Regions from separate parts of the Homo sapiens genome. Here region 2 is linked to region 1. A link is an interaction called in ENCODE POLR2A ChIA-PET data of the cell type or tissue named here. Cell type or tissue: HepG2. All regions are shown on one strand. Each heading gives the region's core, and the rest is flanking DNA. Links, peaks and the distances in the headings are about the cores only.

Evidence for each region. Peaks named below come from ENCODE experiments on the same cell type or tissue, not always from the same donor. Only the 100,000 strongest peaks of a DNase experiment are listed, where the experiment ranks them.
Region 2: POLR2A ChIA-PET joins it to region 1 with 25 read pairs; 19 of 35 experiments call an interaction of 5 or more read pairs at or near these places.

What each region holds. Positions count from the first base shown.
Region 1 is chr18:3,660,015-3,670,965 of GRCh38, forward strand. The region is part of intron 7 of DLGAP1 (DLG associated protein 1); the gene reads right to left. Among named protein-coding and RNA genes, the nearest start is that of DLGAP1-AS6, 12 kb to the left of the region's middle. RefSeq lists a silencer at 5,755-6,049. In HepG2, for the core only: CTCF peaks have their summits at 5,946 (motif pointing left) and 6,439 (motif pointing left); DNase peaks (open chromatin) are centred at 4,747, 5,887, 6,427, 7,347 and 1 weaker place; H3K4me3 peaks cover 1,097 bases.
Region 2 is chr18:3,291,763-3,302,713 of GRCh38, forward strand. No RefSeq gene overlaps it. Among named protein-coding and RNA genes, the nearest start is that of MYL12-AS1, 35 kb to the left of the region's middle. RefSeq lists enhancers at 2,989-3,283, 5,444-5,523. In HepG2, for the core only: a CTCF peak has its summit at 5,808 (motif pointing left); DNase peaks (open chromatin) are centred at 5,349 and 5,789; H3K4me3 peaks cover 1,352 bases.

The DNA.
Region 1 (10,951 bases), core at 1,797-9,796:
TAAACTGCCCAATCTTCCTATAACCAGCTCTTTTCTTTTGTTCACATTTGACTTCAAATATAACTTCCTCAGAGAGTCTTCCTTGATTACTATATTTAGAGCAGGCCAGAAATAACTCTATCCCATTGCTCTTATTTATTTATTTGTTTACTTAATTTTTATTTTTTAAAAGGATTGGGGGTGGGGGTCTCACTTTGTTGGCCAGCCTGGCCTTGAACTTCTGATTTCAAGCAATCCTCCAGCCTCAGACTCCCAAGTAGCAGGGACTACAGGTACCTGTCACCACAACTGGCTTTCTTTTATTTTTTAAAAATAGCACTTTTCACTGTTTGCAGTTATCTCATTGATTTCACATCTGCGTCCTTGTTTACCTCTGTCCTCCTCATTAGAATATAATCAGAAGGAGAGCAGGAACCTGGTCTGTTTTGTTTGCTGCTGTAACTCCTCTGCCCAGAAATTTGTAGCATAGAGCAAACACACAAAAAATATTTACTGAATGAAAAGGTGATCATTCCCGAGTATCCTCAAGGAGGATCTTATCAATCCCAGCAAATGTACTTCAAATACGTTATTTCAATTATGGATGTTATTGAGCTGAGTACTGAGATTTCATTATATTGACCACTGTCTATTTCTACTCAGAGGCTGTTCTTTATAGGGAGTTAGTCAAAATCTATGTGCAGAGTGAATACATATAACTTGCAGTAAATATTTAGGTGTTTTAGGGTTCCAATATTGGCAAGGTATCTGACAAGTAAGTTTATTGGCTACTTGGAGACAAAATTACGCCCTAAATGGACTTCAAGAAATATTAGTTAACTAACTTTATATTCAAATACCTCAATAATCTGCAGTTCTCTTGTCTCAACTGTCATCACCCTGGGCCAAATTATGACAGCAATGTTCACAGGAAACTGTATGATAAGGCACAATAGAGAAAGAGGAACTAAAAAAGAACTTCAGCCTTTAATATCCTTTTTCTAAGTTATTCCCATGCTGCAGGTGGAGAGACTTTTTCAAAAGATCATGTGACAGCCTTCCAACTCTTATTTTATTCATTTATTTTTTAGATGAAGTTTCACTATGTTTCTTAGGCTGGTCTCAAACTGCTGTGCTCAAGTGATCCTCCTGCCTCAGACTTCCAAGTAGCTGAGATTATCGGCATGTACCAGAGTGCCCAGTGAAATTCTTAAGACAAAAAGCCTTAACATGACTGCAAAACCCTCTATGATGTCACTTATAGGTGAATAAAAATGGCCACAAATTCTTCCACACTCCTCCCACAGACAGGTGGAGGCTATGTCTCCTCTCCTTGAATCTGGGTAAGCTCTGTGGCTGCTTTGACCATTAGAATACAGAGGAAATGATGCTGTCTGCCCAGATCTCATGAAACAGGCAGCTTCCCCTCTGGTGTCATGGACCACTCCCTCCGGGAAGCCTGAGACAGCAGGTTACAAGTCCTGAGACGGTCCTGATGGAAAGGCCACATGCAGACACTCATAAACATCAGCTGAGCCTAAGTGTCAAGTTTAGGCAGAGGGAAGAAGCTGTAAGGTCTTTTTTTTTTTTTTTTTTTTTTTGAGACAGAGTTTCACTTTGTTGCCCAGGCTGGAGTGCAGTGGCACGGCCTTGGCTCACTGCAACCTCCGCCTCCTGGGTTCAAGCAATTCTCATGCCTCAGCCTCCCACGTAGCTGGGATTACAGGCGCCTGCCACCATGCCTGGATGATTTTTTTTTTTGTATTTTAGCAGAGATGGGGTTTCACCATGTTGCTCAGGCTGGTCTCGAACTCCTGAGCTCAGGCAATCCGCTCATCTTGGCCTCCCAAAGTGCTAGGATTACAGGAGTTAGCCACTGCTCCCGGCCAGCTGTAAGGTCTTGAGAAGACTGCTGGTGAAGGCTGGGAGGACTGAAAATTGTCACTGGAGCCTGGAGAAAAGGTAACTCTATTAATGTAGTGGCAGAGAATTTGCTAACATTATCACTTGTAGTAATGTGGAAAATAGAAAATATACCCAAGGAACCCACGGATTTTAGTAAGAAAACTTCTAGGCAGAATGCTTAAAGTGCCATTTAAAAATTTAAAAAAAAAATTTTTTTTAAAGCTACACACAGTAAAAGGTGCAGGTAGAGAAAGATGAGTCAAAAAAGAACTGTTCAGTTTTCAAACAAAATTTGGAGACAATAAAGAGCTAGAATGTGTTGAGTAAAAACAAAACAAAACAAAACAAAAATTGTTTTAACACTCCTAGGGGGTGGCTGTAAAATACCTTTTAATGACTGTAGAAATATTTAAGGATGTACCTCATAGAGTTTCCAAAATAGACAAAAAGGCTTTTAAGAATCCTAAGGGTATTGTCCCACAGCACCCAACTCTGAGCCCAGACCAAAAAAGGGACTATCTTGAAGAGAATTGTAGGTATGTGTTTCATTTAACAGAAAGAAACCCAGTAAGATTCAAAGGATGCCCACAAAGATTATGAGAGAAGTGTATTAGTGGACACATAATCAGCTTGGACAAAGCAGGCAGAGGTAAAGTGCAAAGAGTCCTTAGAGCCCCCAGACTTTTATGGGTGAGACATAAGCTGAGAAGATTATTCAGCTGAAAGTGCTATTTCTTATGGAAAGGGGACAACTCAGAAGGTGCAACAAGAGTCTGGAGGGTGGATCCAAGAGCCGCAGAGAATCATTCCAGAGAGCAGGACTCGGCCCTCCAGCCAAGGAACTGGCAGCATGTGGATTTCAGACTTGCTATGGTAATGCCTGGCGTATAGCTGTTTATCCACTCTTTGAGTGGGAATATCCCAAGCACTTATCCCATCCCTGTATTATCAGTATACGTTGGACATATATGAGGCAAATACCTTTTTCATATTGAGAGGTCTTCATATTGAGAGAAATTGTATAAGACAACAGCATCAAATGGGCCCCATCAGCAACTGAACCTTATTTAGATGGTAAGAACCTGAATCTCGGCTGGGTGCCGTGGCTCACGCCTGTAATCCCAGCACTTTGGGAGGCCAAGATGGGTGGATATTCTGAGGTCAGGAGTTCGAGATCAGCCTGACCAACATGGTGAAACCCCGTCTCTACTAAAAATACAAAATTAGCCGGGTGTGGTGGTGCATGCCTGTAATCCCAGCTACTTGGGAGGCTGAGGAAGGAGAAATGCTTGAATCTGGGAGGTGGAGGTTGTAGTGAGCCGAGATCATGCCATTGTACTTCAGCCTGGGCAAGGAGAGCAAGACTCCCCCTAAAAAAAAAAAGAACCTGAATCTCAAACTTGAGCTTGAGATAAGGTTTTTGAAGTCTTTAGAAGGGGTGAGTATATTTTGCCTTACAGAAGATGTGAATAATTTGTGTCCAGAGGCTGAAGCATGGATGACTAACGATGACCACAGATTATTTGAAACTCTTCCTATTGAGAAGTGGCATCTTCGTTATTCCCTTTGGTCTGAGTGGGCTTGTGGACTGCTTTGGCCGTCACCAAGAATATGAAGGAAAAGATGCTCTGCCAGTATCTGGGCTCAGACCTTAAGACCTTAAGATTTCCTATCTCTTGTATAGGAACTGTCTCTGGAAGCCCTGAACTGACATGTAAGGAGTCTTGAAGCCGCAAGGCTGGAGGTGCCAATTACAGGTGCTCTAGTCAACAGTTACCATATTGCTACTGATCAGGAGCCCACACTCCCAGCCATTGAAATGAAGGTGCCAGGCATGTGAATAATGCTGTCTTGGACTCTCAAGACCAGCCCAACTGTGATGGTTAGTTTGTGTGTCAACTTGACTGGGCCATGAGGTGCCCAGAGATTTGAACAAACATTATTTCGAGTGTGTGTGAAGGTGTTTCTGGATGAGATTAACATTTGGATCAGTTCATTGAGTACAGCAGACTTCCCTTCCTAAGGTGGGTGGGTCTTGTCCAATGAGTTGAAGTCCTGAATAGAACAAAAAGACAAAGTAAGAGAGAATTCTCTGTCTCTGCTGGGACATCAGTCTTCTCTTCCCTTTGGACTTCGACTTGAACTGGAACTTACACAATTGTTCTCCATGTTCTCAGGTCTTTGGACCCAGATTGGAACTATACCATTGGCTCTCCTGGGTTTCAAGCTTGCTTGCTGACTGCAGATCTTGGGACTTCTCAGCCTCCATAATTATGGGTCAGTATACACACACACACACACACACACACACACACACACCCACACACACACACACACACGGATATACTACTTCTCTGGAGAACTCTGACTAATACACCAACTTCTAGCTGAATGTGGAACAGAAGAATTGCCCAGCTGAACCCTGCCTAAATTCCTGATTCAAAATCATAAGGTATAATATAATGATTGTTTTTCAGCTGCTCCACATTGGGGTAATAAGGTATGTAGCAACAGATGACAGACATAGTCAGCTGTGCATACATTTTCTGACTACACATGTGCCCTGTCCCTTAGCTCTTGGTACTCCAGCCACATCACCCTTTCAGTTCTACTAATATTGAATGCAGAATTAGCACGTGCCATCCCTCACCCTTCTTGATCCTTTGACTCTTAGCTAATGAGGATTTTCTCAGGGAAGTTCTCCCTGAGCCTCTAGATTAGTCCCTTTGTTACAATAGATCCTCCCACAAGAACTGTCTCTTTCTTTCAGCGCAGTTATCTCTGTGATTATTTGATTGACGCTAGTCTCTACCCCTAGATGGTAAACTCCATGAGAACAAAGGGTAAGACTGCTTTTGATCACCAGTGAATTCCCCGAGTTCAGCACCATGTCTGGACATAGTAAGTGCAGAATAAATATTTGTTAAGAAGGTGAATGAAATATTTGAAGCAGCTGATAAAGACTCCCTTCTCACCATAGCTTTTAATAACCATGTCAATATTCTTTTCTTTGCACCTTGTGAAAATCTGGGTTCTCAGCCATTGTAACTGGGAAAGACTGTGACTTAATATGAGGCCACTGGTCCTACTATGCTATTGTCTGTGACGGCAGCTAAGCACAACTGAAGTTGCTGGAGTTCCTTTTTGTAACCGCTGGGGAAGAGGAAGCACAAGAGAGCCTCTGGGTGTGTGGGCGCAGGAATGCATAGAGAAAAAAGTAATTAGTGCCTGTTCACATTTATGTCTTTAGTTGGAAATTAGGGAGCTCTCCTAAAAGTCTAAAGAAAATCGTGGATGCTCAAACTGTTTAAAATGTTTCTAAATTTAAGTTTAGAAACAATTTGTTACTAGATCAGGAGCTCTTCCCCCTCCCCCCAACCCCTTCCTCTAAAAATGGAAGAAATAATTGCTGCTTCCTTAGTGCTGTTAGGAAAATTCTGTACCTTCCATAACCATTGCTCTCAGTATTATTTTCTTAATACCTAATCTGAATTCCTACTGTTTTAAAATGCATTCCCCTACTTAGCTCTACGGATATGGAAAATACATGCTCCGCTGGGAATAGTCTTTCTTAAAATATATCTGCTCTGCTTAAAGATTAGTTTATCATTTTTGCCACATATAAAATAAGCTCAGGTCTCTACAAGTGCCCTTGTAATTTCCATTTCATAAATTTAAAAAATATTTTGTTTTACCTCGTTATATTTCTAATAGTGACCTCCAAATGGGTCTGTGTACGATATTTCATTAAATGGGTTTAGTAGGCTTCCAAAGGGAGAAAAGAGGATTTCCATTTCTGCATAATATTCTTGCTCTTTTAAGAAGAAAACACCTCTACAGTGGCAGGGCTAATATGTCGACAGGCATATTCCGTATCATTTATGTAAGTTAACACATTCTGAGGCTCTGCCCATTTCCACTTCTCTGATTTGTCCTCCCTCCCTGAGTGCACAATACTGCATTTGTCCCTTTTGAACATGTAACAGATTAAAGAGCTGGGCAGGAGGCAGATGTAGGGGCACCTTTGATCTCTCATCCTTGGAGGTTAAGGGAGGGCAGACACCTGGCGGCTGCCGAGCTGGAAACAAAACACAGGCCCAGACTGGAATTACCTTAAAGGGAGCCCGGCTCCAACCGCAGAGGCAGCTGGAAGCGCTGAATGGGCACCGGGGGAAGAGAGCCCCGCGGTCAGGCAGAGGACGCAACAGAGTCCTAACAATGTGATCCAGGCTACCCGAGAGCTGGTTAGAATAATCCTTCCTACGCAGAAAGACCCAGGAAACCTTCCAGGAAAGACTAGGCAGCCGCATTGAGAAAAAACGAAAAGTAAATCTTTTGCAAATAATATCACAAAACTTCCAGCTGTGCACAAATACTGAAGGGCAATTTTGATGACAATGCAGGAAGCTTTCAAAGAAAGGATTTTTAAACATATTTTTTCCTTGGCGGAACTCTTTTTAGTAAGGATTTCCACCTTTGCCCCAGGATCCTGCCAATGTTCTTAGTCAAAGCCAGACCCGAGTTTCCTAGGATTCTTCGGTGAAACTGCATTGCCCCCTGGCGTTTGTGTGCTGTCATTACGCCGCACAGATAAAGCCCATGGAACACCTACCAATCCGAGGAAGGATGCAGCTCCTGGTTTCATCTACATGGAGAAACCTCTCTTAAAACACAGGATCAGAGAATGCAGTTCTAAATGGCAAATCTAGACTTGGTTTGACAAGACATGGAATGAAACTTTGAAATTAAAACTCCTTCCTTTTCCATCCTTAGCAGAATCTCCTGAGATGTTCAAGTAGCTCTGGAAAGAAACTGATCAGATTCTAATCTGTCAATTTAAAAAGTTTTTTTTTAAACAATTTTTAAATTTGTTTTAGAGATAGGGTCTTGCTGTGTCATTCAAGCTGCAGTGCAGTGGTGCAATCATAGCTCACTGCAATCTTGAACTCCTAGGCTCAAGGGAGCCTCCTGCCTCAGCCTCCGTAGTAGCTGCAACTACAGGCGCCCACCACTACACCCTGCTAATTTTCTTATTTTTAAATTTTTTTGTTTTGTTTTAGAGATGAGGTCTCACTGTGTTGTCCAGGCTGGTACTCCTGACCTCAAGTGATCCTCCTGCTTTGGCTTCCCAAAGCTCTGGGATTACAGGCCTGAGCCACTGTGCCCGGTTGCTAATTTGTCAATTTTTTTTTTTTTGGGAGTCAGGGTCTCACTCTGTTGCCCAGGCTGGAGTGCAGTGGTGCATCTCAGCTCACTGCAACCTCCACCTCCCAGACTCAAGCGATTCTCTTGCCTCAGCCTTCTGAGTAGCTGAGATTACAGACATGCGCCACCACCACCCAGCTTATTTTTGTACTTTTAGTAGAGGCGGGGTTTTACCATGTTGGCCAGGCTGGTCTCAAACTCCTGACCTCGAACGATCCACCTGCCTCGGCCTCACAGTCAACAAATATTGACTGTGCTGCTTACCATCCATGTGAACTTGGAAAACCCTCTTAACCTTTCTTTGTCTCCTCCACTTACAAAATGAGGCTGATAATAGTAGCATATACCATCTAGTACCTAGTAAACACCCTTTAAGTGTTTGTGAATGATGAGAACTATGTGAGTTTTCCACTCCGGTGGACTAGGGAAGATTAAAAAACATTCTGTGATGTTGAAAGGGCTTGGACTTGGTTCCTGGCCAAGTCTATTAAAACCCCAAAACACAAAGAAATGCTCCAGGTACTGCGGTTTCTACCTGGCCTCAGTGCAAACCTAGAATTAAGTACATCTCTGACACTTCCAGGTCGGTGTGACTGGACCTCTGAGAATATGCTGGGGCCTGAGAGGGTCCATTCTTGTCCACACCAGGGCAGAGTTCCACCCCCAAGGCTAGGCCAGAGCCGGAATGACTCCAGGAGTAAGGCCAAGGGTGGTCTTCCTTGGCCCAGGTTCCTCTAGAATATGCCACTGTGGCATAAAAATGATTTTGAGCTGAAGGCATTTGATAAGAGGCTTATTTCTAAACTCCTTATCTGCCCCAAAGCAGAACCTCCTCCCAAAACTCAATTGTCATAAATCCCTTCCCACAGATTTTTCTGCAACCAGAGAAAGTTGACTCTAATACCAAAGAGAAGCCCACAGCACACCTAAACAGGCATTGTCACAAAACTATCATCTCCCATCTATTCTCCTAAAGGCCCATGATCTTTCTTAAAAGTAATTTATTTTTCCTTAAGTGCCCTTCTCCTCCTCCCCTTCTCTTGTTCAGATGGCACATAAGCCCCAAATTGTAAGTGCCCCCTTGAGGCATATTTTCCTGAGAACTCCCATACATAATGAACAGAAGCCTGTCTTTTCTTTTGCAGCCCCCAAAACACTGAACTTAAGAGGGTAAAGGAACAGTTTTTCCTTCCTTCGTTTCTTCTTTCCTTCCTTCCATGTTTTCTAGAGACAGGGTCTCACACTGTCATCCAGGCTGGAGTGCAGTGGTGTGATCATAGCTCACTGCAGCCTCAAAGTCCTGAGCTCAAGTGATCCTCCCCCCTCAGCCTCCAAGTAGCTAGGACTACAGGCACATGCCACCACACCCAGCTAATTTTTTTAATTTGCAAATTTTTGTAGAGATGGGGGTCTCACTGTGTTGCCCAGGCTGGGGAAAAGTTTTTCATCTTCCGTACCTTCTTCTGTGCCTTTGGCAAAATACTGGACTCCACTGTGCAAAAAAAAATCTCTGCTCAGGCCTTCAAAACAAGCTTCACATCTTGTGCCAAGCTATCCTCAGTCGAAGCAGTGGTGGCAAATAGACGCACCATAAATGAGAAATAGAATGCTTGGCCCAGTGCACTGGCTCACGCATGGAATCCCAGCACTTTGGGAGGCCGAGGCAGGCAGATCACCTAAGGCCAGGAGTTCGAGGCCATCCTGGGCAACATGGTGAAACCCCGTCTCTACTAAAAATACAAAAATTAGCTGGGTGAGGTGGCAGGTGCTACTTGGGAGGTTGAGGTAGGAGATCGTTTGAACCTGGGAGGCGGAGCTTGCAATGAGCCGAGATCGCGCCACTGCACTCCGGCCTGGGCGACCGAGTAAGACTCTGTCTCAAAATAAATAAATAAATAAATTAAAAAGCAATAGAATGATCTACATAATATTTGACATGTTAATATTCGTACAGCATCTTTGAACAAAGGCTGACAAATACAAGTGATAAGTGTTTGTTAAATGAAAATAAATGTTGTACAATTTCAGTCTTTAAGAAAGACAACGCAGACTGGTATTAGGGTTCCAGACCTTCCAGATGTTTTTCTTATTTTGCACTGCATCTTTAAAATCTTGCGTATTATTGATAAGGAGTGCTGGGAAGGGAAGAGCGTGATGCCTTTAAATGATACGGAAGAGGGGAAGGGAAGTGCTGGGTAGAGGAGGGCGTGGTCCCTGGCTAGGGCTCTACCCCCACGGACCTAGGCGAGGACAGGCACTCCTGCCTTCCTGCCCAAATGTTGCATTTTCCAAGACCACCTTGGCCCACCACACCCCCAACCTGGGCCTATAAAAATTCGAGACCCTAGTAAGGAAAGAGACACAAGCGGCTGGACGTGTTGGGAAACACATCGGCAGAAGAAGACACGAGTGGTTATGTGTCTGGTCATTAGAGAGCATGTCTGCGGAAGAGCACATCGATAGACTCCCGCACATGGATCGATGCCATCGACCCGCGACCTGCGGAATGAGGGAGAGTTGGTCCGGGGCAGTCAGAGGAGAGCCGGGCAGCGGGTGGCCCAACTCTAGGGGAAGGCCATCTTCCTTCTGGCTTCCTCAATGGCTGAGAACTACTTCTACTCAGTAAAACTTTCCACTCATTATCCAAGCCCCCATGTGATCCAGTTCTTCCGGTGCACCAAGGCAAGAACCCGGATACAGAAAGTCCTCTGTCCTTGTGATGAGGAAGCGGATCTAAGTGAACTAACACAAGCTGCCTATAGGGCTAAACTAAAAGAACACCCTGCGACACACGACCACTGGGGCTTCAGCTGTAAACATTCACCCCTAGACACTGCCGTGGGGTGGGAGCCCTACAGCCTGCCTGTTTGTATGCTCCCCTAGAGGTATGCGTAGTGAGGCACTGAAGAAGTGAGCCACATAGGGTGTGCGATGGGAACAAGGGAACCTTTCCCATTTCATTATAACGATAGGAAAAGAGTATATTGTTTTACAACAAAACAAAACAAAACAAACCCCTAAAAATTGTATTGCTGGAGTAAGACGATCGAAGTGAGATCGTTTTAACTACCGTCTTTTGAAGTGTAAGTGTGTGCAAAGCATATTCAGACTTAATACAAAATGGAACAGTGGATGACTAGAGAGATAAATGGTGCCAATAGCTACTAACAATCATGCAAAATTATACATCCTGTGGGAGACTGGAAACATATATTCATTTTCAAGAGAAGAGGTTAGAAAATGGAGACCTCTGATGCGATTTCAAAAGACGTGCAATCACCAATGAACACTTTTTGACTTCCTGGGAATTTCTCTGCATTACAAGCAAATCTGGCAACTGATAACTTCCTGGACAGCTGTCTCTCCCATTTATTCCCCCAATTCTTTTTTGGTAATTGTCAGCTAAATCTTTACATGAGTGTAATCTCTACCCTGCAGAAAGAAATTCATCTTAGAAGTTTTCATTTTCATTTGGCAAAGGATTTGGAAGAATGGTGATTATTCTCTAAGCCTAAAGTGAAAATTCAAGGGTTTGTTTTCTACAGATGCAATCAAGCATAATATTGTGGTATCTTTATGAGAAATTTCTAATTAATGTCTAGTTCAGTGTGCTTAAATGTAAGTCACAATTCTGATTATACCTGCTTGTATTAACCATATCCTGAAATTAATGTTTGCTGTCATTTAAGCAAAACCTGCTTTCTTTGGTTGGCAAATCATCTAACATTAACTGTCCCATAACTAAGCACACTGAGATCAAGGTCAATCTGTTAGTTTTATTTTAGTTTACCTTATTAAGAATATCAGAAAAGTTTAGCTTGCTTGGCCCTTGATTGAAACTGCTTAATAATCTCCCACTGCT
Region 2 (10,951 bases), core at 1,574-9,573, 370 kb before region 1:
CACCACAATTACAGTGTTATAATATTCTGTTGTTTTCTGTGTTCTTACTATTACCAGTGAGTTTTGAACCTTCAGATGATTTCCTATTGCTCATTAACGTCCCTTTCTTTCAGATTGAAAAACTCCCTTTAGCATTCCTTGTAAGACAGGTCTAGCATTGATGAAATCCCTTGGCCTCTTTTTTTTTTGTCTGGGGTACAGTGGAGGAGTCTTTATTTCCCCTTCATGTTTAAGGTATATTTTTGTTGGACATACCATTTTAGGATAAAAGGTTTTTTTCTTTAGCACTTTAAATATGTCACACCACTCCTTCTTGGCCTGTAAGGTTTCCACTGAGAAGTCTGCTGCCAGATGTATTGGAGCTCCATTGTATGTTATTTGTTTCTTTCTCTTGCTGCTTTTAGGATCCTTTCTTTGTCCTTGACCTTTGGAAGTCTGATTATTAAATGTCATGAGGTAGTCTTATTTGGATTAAATCTGCTTGGTGTTCTATAACTTTCTTGTACTTGAATATTGATATCTTCTCTAGGTTTGGGAAGTTCTCTGTTATTATTCCTTTGAATAAACTTTCTATTCTGATCTCTCTATTTACCTCCCCTTTAAGGCCTATAACCCTTATTTGAACTTTTTGAATTACAGATGCTTGGTATCCAACTGGTCCACATTAAATCCAGAAAGCATCTAGGTAATGCAAGAGATGTCGTAGAACCTAAGAGAAAAGAATCTCAAGAAAGAAAATGTGACAAAAGTGTTAATTGCTTCAGTGAAATCAAATAAGTGTCCATTTGTTTTGACAATATGGAAGTAACTGGTGCTCCCAGTGAAAACATTTTTGGTAGAATGCTGTCTTAGTTCATTTTGTACTGCTATAACAGAATATCTGAGATTGGATAATTTATAAAGAACAGAAATTTATTTCTTACAGTTCTGGAGGCTGGGGAGTCCAAGATTGAAGGGCCTATATCTGAAGGGGGCCTTCTTGATGCATCATCCCATCATGGAAGGCAGAAGGGCAATAAAGCATGTGAGAGAGAGATGGGAAGAGGGCTGAACTTATCCTTTTATCAGAAATCCATTTCCACAATAATGGCATTAATCCATTCATGAGGACTGAGCTCTCATGACCTAATTACCTCTTAAAAGTCCCACCTCTCAACACTTTTGCATTGGGGATTAAGTTTACAACACATGAACTTTGGAGAACACATTCAACCCATAGCAATTTGTGTCAGTAGAAACCAGATTACAATAATTGAAGAAGAAAAGGAGAGGTAAGGGGACTGCTTCAGTGGGAAATGAACTTGATGTAATAATTACTTCCAAGTAGGGTGACCAATTGTCCCCATTTGCACAGAACTGAGGGGGTTTCTAGGATACTGGATTTGCGTGCAAAAGCTACAAATCAGGACAAGTTGTTCATGCTACCTCCAAGTACACTATCAGGCAGGCTGCTCTAGAGTTCATAAAAGAGACAGGGTGAGAGAAAATTGCAAAGACGCTGGAATCACAAGGTTTATTTATGTTTTCTTTTCTTTTTTGAGACAGGGTCTTGCTCTGTCACCCAGGCTGGAGTGCAGTGGTGTCATCATGGCTCATTGCAGCCTCATCCTCCTGGGCTTAAGCAATCCTCCCACCTCAAACTCCCTAGTAGCTAGGACTACAGGCACACACTAGCATGCTCAGCTAATTTTTTGTTTTTATTTTTGTTTTAGAGACAAGGTCTCGCTATGTTGCCCAGGCTGGTCTTGAACTCCTGGGCTCAAGCAGTCCTCCCACCTCAGCCTTCCAAAGTGCTAGAATTACAAGTTTGAGCCACCATGTCCAGCCTATGTGTAAATTTTAAACACAAAGCAAGAAGCAAGTGGAAACTGAGATAAGTTATCACACTAAGGATAGGATCCAAGTTGGATGTAAGAGCCATACAAAAAAAATCCTGAGTCACACAATGTTCATATCCTATCTCTCTCACCTACAAAGACACATCAGAATTTCCTACTGATGGCATGGTCTGATGCAGTGACCAGAGTCAAGGGTGAGCAAGGAGACTCAGCAAATTGAAGGTGCCTGAAGCCAACACATGCTTCCTCTTTCAAAGAGATGGAGGACAAGGAGCCTGTGCACAACTGAAATTCACCAATGAAGTGCTGAGGAGCTGTGGATTTATCTGCATATCTTGGACAGAGGTCACCTGGGGCAAGAATAGCTGTCACGATTCAGCAGCTGATTTAAATATGACATAGCTGTCATTCAGGAGGATACATGATCTGTGATTTTACTAATATTTTAGGTTTACTTGGTCCTTCTATCCTTTCCTATCTACAAGTAGCACACTTGGTATTTCCATTCTTTTAATCTATGCTTACCAAACATATGTTCTGTATATGCTATTTATGTTTAACCTAAAAGATTTCTAACTTAGTACATTTGCTATCATTCCTCAACATGTTTTATGAGTGTCACCTATTGTTCTACTTGTTTGTTTCTCTTGTTAATTTCAGAAGAATTGAATATTCTCAAATACTACAGAAAAATCACATTATAGAAGTAACGATAGCATAAATAGACTTTTTGTACTCAACACTTGGCTGTAATGGAAAAGAGAAAAAAAAGTTATTTGCTATAGGGATTTACAGAATCATGGGAAGCTTAAAAAAAAAGAAGCTGAAGATAAAGAACAGCCAGAGACAGAAGTTAATTGATGAAGCATGATTACTGAGAGAGAATAAAAGGTGGAGGGAGAATTGGTAGGAGATCGTATTCTCTTACAGGAGAAGAGGGAAGGAATAATGGGTGGCAATGCAAATATGTATCCAGTGGTGGGTGGGATTCACCAGGTGTGTTTCAGTTTACTTTGTGAAATAATTTGGCTCTTAAATAAGTACTTCCAGGCACTGGTTGATTGATTTACAAATGTTTACTTTTTATTAAGTGTGGTGTGGTGGCCTTGTAATGTATTGACTTGGCTAAGCTGAACTACGTTTTCCACAATTTTGTTTCTTGTATGTTTCTGGTTATGGTGGGCCATGAGGGAGATTCTTGTGAGATTCAGAAAGCAGATGGGAAGCTGCAGTCATTTTGTAGCTCACACACATTGTTGCTGATCTGCTGACTCACCTCATCAGCATGAAGCGGCAGCTGGGCCTGCTCTACCTTCCACTGGGTTTTCCCTCAGCTTCCCTGACTCCTGGGCCTGGTGTGTGTGTGTTTAGTTCCATGAGGTTGGGTCCCCACTATCAACACCAGAAGGAATATGAACTGACATGAGTTTCAATTTGTCCTGCTGGGTTCTAGTTCATGCTGTGGGTTCCAGTCTTTTCTTGATCTTCCTCACTTTATATCCATTGTCGCTTTCCAACTCTCTGCCCTCTGGACTTCAAGCTCCAGTACCAGATGAAAGGACTACAGTCTTACAGAGACTCTTTAACCAGTTCCAACGTTTGTGGAAGGCTGTATTTCTATGAAATAATATCCTCAGATCATGCCTGACTTTATGTTAATGATATCACTCAGGATAGGGGCTGGACATGCCACAAAAGCCATCCATGTGACTGGAGGGTTGGGGCTTTGAGCAATGTGGATATCAGCCTGACTTCTGACCTCTGACCCCCAGGAAGGAGCAGGGGGCTGGAGACTGAATTCGATCACACTGCCAATGATTCAACCAATCATGCCTACAAAATAAAACCCAAATAAAAACTCTGGACATGAAAGCTAGGGGAAACTTCCAGGTTGATAATCATACATCAGTGTGCCAGGAGGATGACAGGTCCTGAGCATAAAGAAGCTTTGAATTTGGGACCCTCCCAGACTTTGCTCCCTGCACCTTTTCATTTGGATGTCCCTGGTTTGTGTCTTTTATAATGAAACACTAAGCCTAAGTATAGTGCGTGCCTGCATTCTGTGAGTTGTTCTGGTCCATTATTAAACCTGAGGAGTTAGTGGGAATCCCTGCATTTGTGGTCAGTTGGTCAGAAGCACCGGTGGCTCAGGAACCCTGGAACATATAACAGCTGGTATCTGGGGTAAGAGGCATCCTGTGAGTGGCTGTTCCCTTAACCTGTGAAATTTGACCTTACTCCAGGTCAGGATTGTATTGCAAAGAGAAAATAATGTATGGATCCCCTTGTAGGCATCACCTAGCTTCAATAATAATCAGCTCATGGCCAAACTTGTTTCATCTATAACCCCTCCCATTTTCCTTTCATCATTATCCCTCAGCCCTCTTACCTGCATCACTAGATTACTTTGAAGTAAATCACTGACAAATCATTTTGTCAGCAAATCACTGATATTTGTTCATACATATTAAAGCAGATATCTCTAAAACAAAAGACCGCTTCCCCTCCCACTTTTTTTTTTTTTTTTTTTTTTGAGACAGAGTCTCACCCTGTCACCCAGGCTGGAGTGCAATGGCGCTATCTCTGCTCACTGCAACCTCCACCTCCCAGGTTCAAGCGATTCTCCTGCCTCAGCCTCCTGAGTAGCTGGGATCACAGGCGGGCGTCACCACGCCCGGCTAATTTTTTATATCTTTAGTAGAGATGGGGTTTCACCATGTTGGCCAGGCTGGCCTCGAACTCCTGACCTCATAATCTGCCTGCCTTGGCCTCCCAAATGCTGGGATTACAGGCGTGAGCCACCGCGCCCGGCCTCCCCACCTTTTTTTTAAGAGACAAGTTCTCACTCTGTTGCTCCCAAGATGGCAGATTGGAGGCAGTGTTAGCATGCCTCTTCCACTTGGAAAGACAAGATAGTGTGTAGAGACTCACACACTGTGAACTTTTCTCCTAGAAGCAACACAGGAACTTAACAGGAGAACTGAAAGAAGCCACTGACCCTTTGAAAGAAGCACTGGGCTGCAGCCTACACCATAAGCCAGTGGAAAACTAAGTTCCCCAGAGTGAAAGAGGAATAAATTGCCTCTGGAACATACACTCCCACTTGGGAATCTGGCAATAGAGGCCCATGAGGGAAGAACTTAACCCTATCCAGCAATGGAGCTGATTTTAGTGAGCAGTGGGGAATGTATGAGAAAAAGCATCATTGGGACGGGCTTTGCATGCACTCCCAGGCTCCAGTGAGGATGGAGGGAAGACATTCCCGACCCTACCTCACAGAGGACTGTGCAGAAATCTGCCAGCTAACTCAGACAGCAGTCACAGGTTGGCAGAAGTTCCCAACTGGGTTCACAATATAATGCCGAATGGGGACAAACCCCCTTGGGCAGAACCAAGGAGTGACTGGGAAATGTGCTGCAGCCACGGGTGCAGGAGCTGGGCGCCCCTGCTTCACGGGCAGACTGGGAGGGGCGTGGCTTGAAAGCATTGGTTGTTCTCTCCTTCAGGAAGGCTTATGGCATGGGGCAGTCTTGAGTTCTGAATGCGGACTGCCTGGATTCTAACGAGCTGCTGCAAGCGGAACCCTGCGGGTGAGGGACCGGCCTTGCCAAGTGCATGGGCGCTGGTGGGGCTTACTGCCGCCTGCTACTCCCCAACCCCTGTAGAGAGACTTCTGTGCAGCAGAGGCAGCTGCACCCCTCCCTGCAACATTACCCCTGCGGCCAGAAAAATGCTCTCTGACCCCCACAGGGGCCACTGCTTACCCCGCATGTGGGGAGCCACAGCGTGAACCTGCCTGATCCAGCCGCCACCTGGCTTTGCTCCTTCACTTGCTCTGGTAGCTTAACACAAAGGACAGAAATTTTTTGGCGCTCTATGGCCCCACCCATTACCTGAGTCACCAGAGTACCTCCCCTGGGTAACATGAGGCAAGCACAAATCCCACTGCTACTACGGCAGCTGGTGCTCTTTGGCAAGCGCCACCTTCTGGCTGGAGGCCAATTGACAGTCCATTACAGCATCTCCAAGTAGTGTAACACTGCACCAAGGAAGGAGAAAACTTGTGCATGACCTCAGCTGTCACCATTGCCTGCATCGTTCTGGCTAACCAGGGGGTCCTGAGTCTGTCCACATGACCAATTCATTACTACTACTACTGGCATTTGAGAAATCTTTACCAGACAAAGAATTCAAAAGGTTGATCATTAAGCTACTCAAGGAGATATAAGAGAAAGGTGAAAAACAACATATAGAAATTTAAAAATCAATTCAGGATATAGATGAAATATTTTCTAAAGAGATAGATTTTTTTAAAAAATCAACCAGAACTTTTTGAAATGAAGGACACATTTAGGGATTTAGGGAATTACAAAATGAGCTGGAAAGTTTTAACAATATTCTAGACCAAATAGAAGAAAGAATTTCAGAGCTCTAAGACAAGGCTTTCAAATTAACCCAATCAGACAAAAATAAAGAAAAAAGAATTAATAGAAATGAATAAAGCGTCCAAGAAATATGGTATTATGTAAAATGGACAAGTATAAGAACTATTGGTGTCCCTGAAGGAGAAGAAAAAGCAAAAAAAAAAAAAAAAAAAAAAAGTGAAAAACTTCTTTGAGGGAATAATTGAGAAAAACTTCCCTGTCCTTGCTGGAGATTTAGACATCCAAATACAAGAAGCTCAAAGAAGTCCTGGGAGATTCATTGCAAAAAGGATATCACCAAGGAACATAGTCATCAGACTATCTATAGTCAGTGTGAAGGAAAGAATTCTAAGAGCAGTGAGTCAAAAGCATCAGGTAAGCTATAAAGGGAAACCTATCAGACAAATAGTAGACTTTTCAGTATAAAATTTACAAACCAGAAGGAATTCGAATCCTATCTTTAGCCTTCTTTTTTTTTTGAGATGGAGTCTTGCCCTGTTGCCCAGGCTGGAGTGCAGTGGTGCAATCTCAGCTCACTGCAACCTCCACCTCCCAGGTTCAAGCAATTCTCCTGCCTCAGCCTCCTGAATAGCTGGGAATACAGGTACATGCCACCAAGCCCAGCTAATTTTTGTATTTTTAGTAGAGACGAGGTTTCACCATGTTGGTCAGGCTGGTCTCGAACTCCTGACCTTGTGATTCACCTGCCTCAGCCTCCCAAAGTGTCTTTAGCCTTCTTAAATGGAATAACCCTCAGCCAAGAATTTTGTATTCAGTAAAATTAAGTCTTATAAATACAGACAAAATAAAGTCTTGTTCAGATAAGCAAATGGTGAGGGAATTTGTCACTATCAGACCAGCCCTACAAGAAATGCTCAAAGGATTTCTAAAGCTTGAAACAAAAGGTTGATATAAACCAGAACAGAACCTCTTGACACATAAACCTCATAGGGTCTATAAAACAATAACACAATGAAGAAAACAAAATATCTAGGTAACAATCAACATGATGGCTGGAACAGTAGCTCACATCTCAATATTAATGTTGAATGTAAATGGTCTAAATGCTCTACTTTAAGGTATAAATGGGCAGAATGGATAAAAAATCACAAACCACATATCTTCAGTCTTCGAGAGACTCACCTAACACATAAGGATTCTTATAGATTCAAGGTAAAGGAGTGGCAAAAAATATTCTGTGCAAAAGAAAACCAAAAGTGAGCAGAAGTATCTATTTTTATGTTAGATAAAACAGACTTTAAAGCAAGAACAATAGAAAAAAGACAAAAAAGTCATTACATAATGATAAAAGGATGAATCCAACAAGAAGATACTATAATCCTAAATACATATGCACCTAACTCTGGAGCTCCCAGATTCATAAAACTATTACTTCTAGATCTAAGATGAGAGATAGACAGTAACATAATAATGGTAGGGGACTTCAACACTTCACTAACAGTCCTAGACAGATCATTGTGGCAGAAGGTCAACAAAGAAATGCTAGTCTTAAACTACACTCCAGAACAAAGGGACCTAACAGGTATTTACGGAACATTCTACCCAAGAACTGCACAATATACATTCTTCTTATCAGCACATGGAACATTCTCCAAGATAAACCATATGACAGGCCACAAAACAAGTCTCAAAAAACTTTAAAAAATCAAAATAATGTCAAGTATCTTCTCAGACTACAGTGGAATAAAACTAGAAATCAACTCCAAAAAGAGCCTTCAAAACTATACAAATACATGGAAATTAAACAATCTGCTGCTGAATGATTTTCGGGTTAACAATGAAATTGAGATAGAAATTTAAAAATTATTCAAAATGAATGATAATAGTGATACAGGGTATCAAAACCTCTGGAATACAGCAAAAGCAGTGCTAAGGGGACAGTTTATAGTACTAAATCCCTATATCAAAAAGTCTGAAAGGTCACAAATTGACAACCTAAGATCACACCTTAAGGAACTGAAGAAAGAAGAACAAACCAAACCCAAAACTAGCAGAAGAAAAGAAATAACAAAGATCAGAGAAGAACTAAATGAAATTGAAACAAAAATTACAAAAGATTAATGAAACAAAAAGTTGGTTCTTTGAAAGGAGAAATAAAATCAATACACCATTAGCTAGATTAACCAAAAAGAGAGAAGATTCAAATTAGCTCAATTAGAAATAAAAATGGAGACATTACAACCAACACCACAGAAATACAAAAGATCATTAGAGACTACTATGAACACCTCTATGCACAAAAACTGGAATATTTAGAGGAAATGAATAAGTTCCTGGAAACATACAACCCTCCTAGCTTGAATCAGGAAGAAATAGGAATTCTGAGCAAACCAATTACAAGCAGTGAGATTCAATCAGTAATAAAAAATTACCAGCTAGGCATGGTTGCTCATGCCTGTAATCTTAGCACTTTGGAAGGCAGAGGCAGGCAGATCGCTTGAGCCCGGGAGTTAGAGACCAGCCTGGGCAACATGGCGAAACCCCATCTCTACAAAAAAATACAAAATTTAGCCAAATGTGGTGGTGCACGCATGTAATCCCAGCTACTCGGGAGGCAAAGGTTGGAGGATCACTTAAGCTTTGGGAGGTCATGGGTGCAGTGAGCTGTGATTGTGCCACTGTACTGCAGCTTGAGCAAAAGGTGAGACCCTATCTCAAAGAAAAATAATTACCACCTAGAACAAAAATACCCAGGGCCAGATGGATTCACAGCTAAATTCTACCAGATATTCTAGAAGAATTGATACCAATCCTACTGAAACTATCCTAAAAGATTGAGAAAGAGAGCCTCCTCCCTAACTCATTCTACAAAGCCAGTATCAGCCTGATACCAAAACCAGAAAAGGACATAAAAAGAGAAAACTACAGACCAATATCTTTGATGAACATAGGTGCAAAAATCCTCAACAAAGTGCTAGCAAACTGAATCCAACAGCACATCAAAAATAGAATTCACCATGATAAAATGAGTTTCATTCCAGGGATGCAGGGATGGTTCAACATACACAAGTCAATAAATGTGATTTATCTCATAAACAGAATTAAAAACAAAAACGATGTGATCATCTCAATAGACTCAGAAAAAGCATTTAATAAAACCCAGCATCACTTTGTGATAAAAAACCCTCAACAAACTAAGCATAGAAGGAACGCATCTCAAAATAATAAAAGCCACATAGGACAAACCCACAGTCTACATCATACTGAAAGGGGAAAAGTTGAAAGCATTCCCCCTAAGAAATGGAACAAGACAAGGATGCCTACTTTGACCACTTCTGTTCAACGTAGTACTGTAAGTCCTAGTCAGAGCAATCAAGCAAGAAAAGGAAATAAAAAGCATCCAAATTAGAGAAGAAGTCAAACATCTGTTTGCTGATGACATGATCATAAACCTAGAAAATCCTACAGACTTCACCAGAAGACTTCTAGATTTGATAAACAAACTCAGTAAAATCTCAGGTTACAAAATCAATGTACACAAATCAGTAGCACTGCTAAACACCAACAATAACCAAGCTGAGGATCAAATCAAGAACTCAATATCTTTTACAATTGCTATAAAAAAATGAAATGCCTAGGACTATACTTAACCAAGAAGGTGAAAGATCTCTACAAGAAAACTATAAAATGCTGCTGAAAGAGATCATAAATGACACAAACAAATGGAAATACATCCCATGCTCATGGTTTGGATAACCAATACCATGAAAATGATCATACTACCCAAAGAAATCTGCAGATTCAATGCAATTTCTATCAAAATACCAACATCTTTTTTTGCAGAGCTAGAAAAAAACCATCCTAAAATTCATATGGAACCAAAAAAAGAGCTCGAATAGCTAACACAATCCTAAGCAAAAAAAAAAAACAAATATGGACGCATCACACTATCCAACCTCAAATTATACTACAAGGCTATAGTAATCCAAACAACATGATACTGGTATAAAAGTAGACACATAGACCAATGGAACAGAATAGAGAACCGAGAAATAAAGCTGAATACTTACAAGTAATTGATCTTTTGACAGAGCATACAAAAACATAAATCAGGGAAAAGACATTCTATTCAATAGATGGTGCTGGGACAACTGGATAGCCACATGTAGAAGAATGAAATGGACCCCTATCTCTCACTATCTACAAACATCAGCTCGAGATGGATAAAAGACTTAAATCTAAGACATGAGGCCAGGCGCGGTGGCTCACGCCTGTAATCCCAGCACTTTGGGAGGCCAAGGCGGGCAGATCACGAGTTCAAAAGATTGAGACCATCCTGGCTAACAAGGTGAAATCCCGTCTCAACTAAAAATACAAAAAGTTAGCCGGGCGTGGTGGCGGGTGCCCGTAGTCCCAGCTACTCGGGAGGCTGAGGCAGGAGAATCACTTGGACCTGGGAGGCGGAGGTTGCAGTGAGCCGAGATCGTGCCATTGCACTCCAACTTGGGCAACAAGAGAGAAACTCTGTCTCAAAAAAAAAAAAAAAATCTGAGACCTGAAACCTGAAACCATAACAATTTTAGAAGAAAACCTAGCTAAAATAAAACCATAACAATTTTAGAAGAAAACCTAGCTAAAATATTTCTGGACATTGGCTTAAACAAAGAATTTATGACTAAGACCCCAAAAGTAAATGCAACAAAAATAAAAATAAATAAATGGCACCTA